Regions from separate parts of the Homo sapiens genome. Here region 1 is linked to region 2. A link is an interaction called in ENCODE POLR2A ChIA-PET data of the cell type or tissue named here. Cell type or tissue: CD4-positive, alpha-beta T cell. All regions are shown on one strand. Links, peaks and the distances in the headings refer to the core of each region. The heading gives the core; the rest is flanking DNA. Region 1 has its middle 8.6 kb from the start of PIP4K2A. Region 2 overlaps PIP4K2A (phosphatidylinositol-5-phosphate 4-kinase type 2 alpha).

The links. ChIA-PET counts read pairs that join two places held together with the same protein. Peaks named below come from ENCODE experiments on the same cell type or tissue, not always from the same donor. Only the 100,000 strongest peaks of a DNase experiment are listed, where the experiment ranks them.
Region 1: POLR2A ChIA-PET joins it to region 2 with 5 read pairs; 10 of 35 experiments call an interaction of 5 or more read pairs at or near these places.

Annotation. Positions count from the first base shown.
Region 1 is chr10:22,721,723-22,724,634 of GRCh38, reverse strand. No RefSeq gene overlaps it. Among named protein-coding and RNA genes, the nearest start is that of PIP4K2A, 8.6 kb to the right of the region's middle. RefSeq lists an enhancer at 1,255-1,364. In CD4-positive, alpha-beta T cell, for the core only: no CTCF peak of the experiment used is centred there; a DNase peak (open chromatin) is centred at 1,154.
Region 2 is chr10:22,654,505-22,657,416 of GRCh38, reverse strand. All of the region lies in intron 1 of PIP4K2A (phosphatidylinositol-5-phosphate 4-kinase type 2 alpha), which reads left to right. Among named protein-coding and RNA genes, the nearest start is that of PIP4K2A, 59 kb to the left of the region's middle. RefSeq lists an enhancer at 1,934-2,003. In CD4-positive, alpha-beta T cell, for the core only: a CTCF peak has its summit at 2,381; DNase peaks (open chromatin) are centred at 1,586 and 1,976; H3K4me3 peaks cover 1,397 bases; H3K27ac peaks cover 2,500 bases.

The sequences.
Region 1 (2,912 bases), core at 93-2,592, 67 kb before region 2:
CGTGTGCTTCTTCCTCCCTCTAAGCATTTACAGCCCTATCTCTATTGTCTTGCTATAGAAGGTACCATATTGCATTGGAAATGGCTGGCTTGCAGCTTTATCCTCCCTACTTAATTATGCACCCCTCAAGGGCAAGGGACGTGTCTTACTCACCTTTATGCTCAGAATCTTCTAGGACCTCAACACATATGTGACGAATGAATGAGCAAAAATGGTAATAAACGTACCTCTGATTTCAAGTTAGTCCCTGAGTTCTAGTTTATCAAGTTTTTAAATACCAGTAATATGACCTACTTAAAATTTGAATTTGAAAACTAAAATGGAAAAAGCCTGAGTTAGTAAAGGAAAAACAGGACTCTTCATTGAAAGTTAGTTGTGACATCAACTCTCTAAGGAGGAGCCATCCCATAGTTAAGGTGAAAGCACAAACCAGGGGCATGAATATTGTGAATAATCAAGACTCCCCATCTTTAAAATTCAGACCTAGAATTTTATGTAACAACGATTTCATCTGTAACTTCCTTTTAGTGCAACACTCAAATGTTAGCTAGTGCTAAAAGTATGGAAGGGTGTTTTTTTGAAAAGCTGTTTTTCAGAGTCTAAAAAACCCTCAAGCCCAGTTCCATCGCTTCTGAGATTTTATGAGACTTTCGAAACTGACTAGGGCCATGTCTGAGGGTGACAAGATGAGCACCAGATTACTAATTGAAAATACCCAGAACTTTCTATCAGGCACTCAAATCCAAAACTAAGAGAACTCAGGAGGCTGAGGCAGGAGAATCGCTTGAACCCAGGAGGCAGAGGGTGCAGTAAGCTGAGATTGCGCCTTTGCACTCCAACCAGGGCGACAGAGCGAGACTCTGTCTCAAAAAAAAAAAAAAGAAAAAGAAAAAAGAAAAAAAAAAGAAAACTCATGGGTTAGAATTTCATGATGTTTGCACACGTGACAGGAGAGGGTTCCGTGGGTTTGCAGACTTCTGTGTAACTGAGGTAAAACTGGATAGGCTCCCCAAGTTTGGGAGCACAGGTATGGGTGACAGATGGATCTAGGAATGCCTTTGCAGTGGGGGCCTCCTGAGTGATTGTTCTGGGGCTGCTTCTGAAGGCTACAACCGCAAATTTCAGGAACTGAGAGTGGTGAGGAGGAAGTGGAAACAGCCTGGGTAGCACCAGGAATCTCTCTGGGACCTCTTGTTCCTCTCACCTACCTCAATTCTTCCTCCTGGGTTAATGAACAGGAACCACACAGGGTTCACCAACTCATACCCTCAGCGCTACCGGGAAAGCAAGGCAGTCCCTGGCTAACTCTCAAAGCTGTTGTTCTGTGTCTTCCATTTGGTTCTCGAGGGCAGTGGAGACCCTGGGAACTGCCCCATCCCTGACCACTGGACACAGCAGCATGAAGAAGACTGTGATCCTTTTCTTACGCTGATCTCAAGTCATATTTTTTTAGATGCTTTTCAAATATGCACATCAATTATTTCTCTAGGTTATCTTCAGTGTAGCATCAGTACAGTGTATACTATATTTTAGAATTTAAAAACTCCATGAAAGCAGACCTTAGGTGAGATTTCCCTCTAGGTACCTTCCCATTAAGAGCAGTAGGCATGTAAATTAAGAGTGCCCCTTGATTGCAGGAATGCGGAAAGCACAAATAAGGCCAGGTACGGTGGCTCACGCCTGGAGCCCCAACGCTTTGGTAGGCTGAAACAAGAGGATTGCTTGAGCCCAAGAGTTCAAGGCTGCAGTGAGCTAAAAAAAAAAAAGGCACAAATGAAGGTGTGGCTGAGATCTTCCACTATGCACTGCTCTAGGCAGGGAAGCTAGTTTGAATTTTCTCCTTGCTTCCTGCTTCTGGACTTTTCCCTTGCCCAGGGCAAAAGGCTCAAGCTAAAATCTTCTGATTCCTTTGCTTCTTGGCCTTTTGGCTAAGATCAAGTGTAAAATCTTCTAATTCCTCTGGTCTTGGCATTCAGTGTTGGCTTCAGGTCTGAAGGTCACACCAATTTGTCTGGACCTTGTTGATCTACAAAGAATAGAATCTTTCCTCCCGGCAGCCATTTAAAAAACTCTCCTAAGGGCTGGGCATCCTTATTTTTGGAGGCTCCAACCCTTCAGCGTATCAAACATATGAAAATGCATTCACAGTCCACATTTAATTCAACGTTTTTGCTGTAAAATAAATTAGAAAAGATTTTTATAATTTTGCTCTAAAAATGTTTAGCTATGCCTTTTTTTTTTTTTTTTTTTTGGAGATTCAGAATCTCAATCCACCCAGACTAGAGTGCCACTGATCACAGTTCACTGCAGCCTCAATCTCCCAGGCTCAAGTGATCTTCCCACCTCAGTCCCTCGAGTAGCTGGGACCACAGGCACACACCACTATGACTGGATAATGTTTTATTTTTTATAGAGGCAGGGTCTCCCTATGTTGCCCAGGCTGGTCTCTAACTCCTAGGCTCAAGCAATCCTACCACCTCAACCTCTTAAAGTGCTGGGATTACAGGCATGAATCACCACGTCCAGCCAAACATTTAATTTTTGATTGACTATTTACTATCTTTTTTATCAATCATTATGCATACTTGTAACATAAGAAAAGCTAACTCACAAATTCTTTATATACGTAATGACTTTTTAAATACTAAATTTAAATTTAATAAATGGCAACATTTAGTCAAATGTTATTATTGATATCACTTTTGCAGTTTTCTTTTGTAATCAAAATTTTTGTTTTCACATCTCAAATTTTTTCTAGGTCCCCGAAAAACGCATAGGCTGTATGCATTGGGAAGATGATGCCCAATGGGTAAACAATTTGTAAACTTGCATAAGGACTCTTTGCGAACACAGGAGGTTCCCTTTTTCCTACATATAGGAAAATGTTCACCACAGGCTTAGTTCGCCATTGC
Region 2 (2,912 bases), core at 99-2,598:
CAAATTTTAGTCCCTTGAAATATGGAATACCTTTTGATAAGGGCTGATGGAAGACTGGTGCTTTGTTCCTAAACGTCATTCATTATCTTAAGTGCTTTGGGGTTATTCCCAGCTGTCTCCCATGGATGTCTGGAGGTGAAGGCATCCCATTGCAGAGGGAGGAAAAAGTACTGCGTTGCCAACAGAGTTATCTCCACCAGCTGTCTGGGGCGGTTGGTGCTTCTGAGAATGTTCTGTTCCAATTGTGGCCTGAGTGCTACAAAGTAAGACACAGATGTTTGATATATCAATCACAGTATTAGATGTTGGGGCAGATATAAAGCAAAATAAAATATGGCCCTAGAGCCAAAGTGTACATTAAATGCTGAACACTGCTCTTGGCCCCGTTGGGAACTGGAAGAGGCTTCCTCAAGCTCAGGGAGTTTAGAATCTAACTGGCGAATCATTTAGGACTCTATTTTGAAAGTCAGTTTTGAAAGTGACATAAAATAACTCAAACTGACTTGATCAGAAAGAGAACTTCAAGTATAAAAAAAATCCAGGTGTAGTTCTACCTAGAGTCTCATATAGTTTACCATGGCCTGGCTCTTTCTTTTTTCTTTGCTTTTTTTTTTTTTTTGAGATGGAGTCTGGCTCTTCTCACCCAGGCTGGAGTGCAGTGGCACGATCTCGGCTCACTGCAACCTCCGCCTCCCAGGTTCAAGCTATTCTTCTGCCTCAGCCTCCTGAATAGCTGGGATTACAGGTACCCGCCACCACACCCAGCAAATTTTTTACTTTTAGTAGAGATGGGGTTTCACCATGTTGGCCTCAAACTCCTGACCTCAGGTGATCCACCCGCCTCAGCCTCCCAAAGTGCCGGGATTACAGGTGTGAACCACCGTGCCTTTATTTGCACCCTTGTAGCAGCAAGATGGTCTCAGCAGCTCCAGCCTTACCGTGTTCACCACTGAGTCCAGCAAGACAGTGTCTCTTCCCTTAACAGTGGAATGAAAGTCTTAGGCCTGACTGTCCTTACCCCAAATTGGGTCATACGTCTGTCCCTGAAGCAGTTGTCGTGTCCAGGGGAATGGGAAGTGCTTATTTTTTTTAGGCACAGTTCCCCTCTCCCACTTCTGGAGCTGGACTGGGAATTCGAGAGGGGCCGGTGCCCCAGGTGGGGACACAGGACACTAACCAGAAGGAGCTGAGTAGATGTGGAGGAGCGGGAACAGCCGGTGTCCCTCACACGGGAGTCAGAACTCATCCATGAGGAAACAATAACATGAGATGAAACACTTAGGAGTAATTCTATATTATTTCATTAAATGTGCCATAGGAGTTGAGAGGAGGATGGCAGCAAGGTCTGGGGTCATTGAGGTCTTAATGCTCCGTAGAGCAGATCGATAGGAACTTGCCCCTTAAGGATTGGTGGATTCTTGGTTTGATTCCCCCAAGATGCTAATGGGGGAATGCCTGGAGTTGGAATTGATGCCCACTCCAGCGCTTTGTGCCCCTCCAGTGGAACGATGCAACACTACACAACACACCCAGCACAACACACTCAGCTCTTAAGGCTGACACAGGAACCCGGAAACTCCACTCTTGCACAAATCACAGATTTGGTAAAAAGCCAGGGTATGCTTCAGCAACAGTCAATAAATGAGTAAGTAAGCGAATCGTGGTACAGATGCATGTCGGAATGTTTTCTAGCCATCCAGTCATGTTTACATTTTAATAAATAGTTGTTGAGCACCTACTCATTAAAATATTTGGAAGAATTTTTAAATGAGAAACGCTGAGCTGCAGAATTGTTTACAGGATGAGTTCAGCCATCTGCAAACAACTTAGAACACAAAAGCCTAGAAGGAAATACATCAAAAAGATATGTGGTTGTTTCTGTTCTTTATACTTACCTGTAATTTTAAGACAAATGAAAAAGACCGCACAGCTGTGAACTGGCTAAATCAAGAGACAGCATTTGAAATATGGGGCGTCAGGCTTGTGCAGAGAAGAAACATAAATTACCATGGTTCTGGAAGGCAGGGCAGCAGTCACAAACAGACCTCCACCTCCTGCCGAGGGCTCCAGCTCTGAAGATCTCATCTTGTGCATGGCTGCATAGACAGGGATCGGTGCCTGTTACACTGGGTTAAGAGCTTCAGCTTTTCTTAAAAATCTTCAGACCTCTGCCTTAGAGATGGTATTTTGCAAAGTGTTTCAATTGAGTCAAATTGTTATTTTTCCACCTGGTGGTATCCCAGGGCTTCTATCAATTTACCTTGTGTATGTCCTCTGTCCTGCCTCTTGAGGCACAATTTCCTTTTTCCATTTTCATTTTTAAATTTTAAATTTTCTTTTTTAGAGACAGAGTCTCACTTTGTTGCCCAGGCTGGTCTCAAACTCCTGGCCCCAGGTGGTCCTCCCTCCTTGGCCTTCTAAAGTAGGGATTATAGGTGTGAGCCACCCTCCTGGTGCACTGTTTTTTCAGTCCACTCATTTCTGTCCCCTGCATTTTCCTTGGGTAAAGCCCCAGGCCCACTTTTGCCGTAGCCTTCTTTGATTTGCTTTAATTTGAACTTTCACAGGTAAAACCTTTCATAGGTTTCAAAGCAGTCGCACACATCTCATTTGCTGCCTTGAGATATAGCTGGATGATGCCATCATCCCTATTAAAATATGTGAGGGGAGGGCTCAGAGGTGTTAACTGCCCAGAATTATACAACCCTGGTCTCCCAACTCCAGCTTGCAGGGCTTCCCCACCATGACCAGCAGCTGGACCAGACCCTTTCTTGGGAATGCACACTTGACTACCCCTGAATCACTTTAAAACTCACCTGTCTCTGAAGACATTGTTTCTCAGCGACAGCTTCACTAGCACTGTTTGGTCTTATTAACCCCTTTCCCTTCTGTTGCCCTTTTGATCCTGAAAT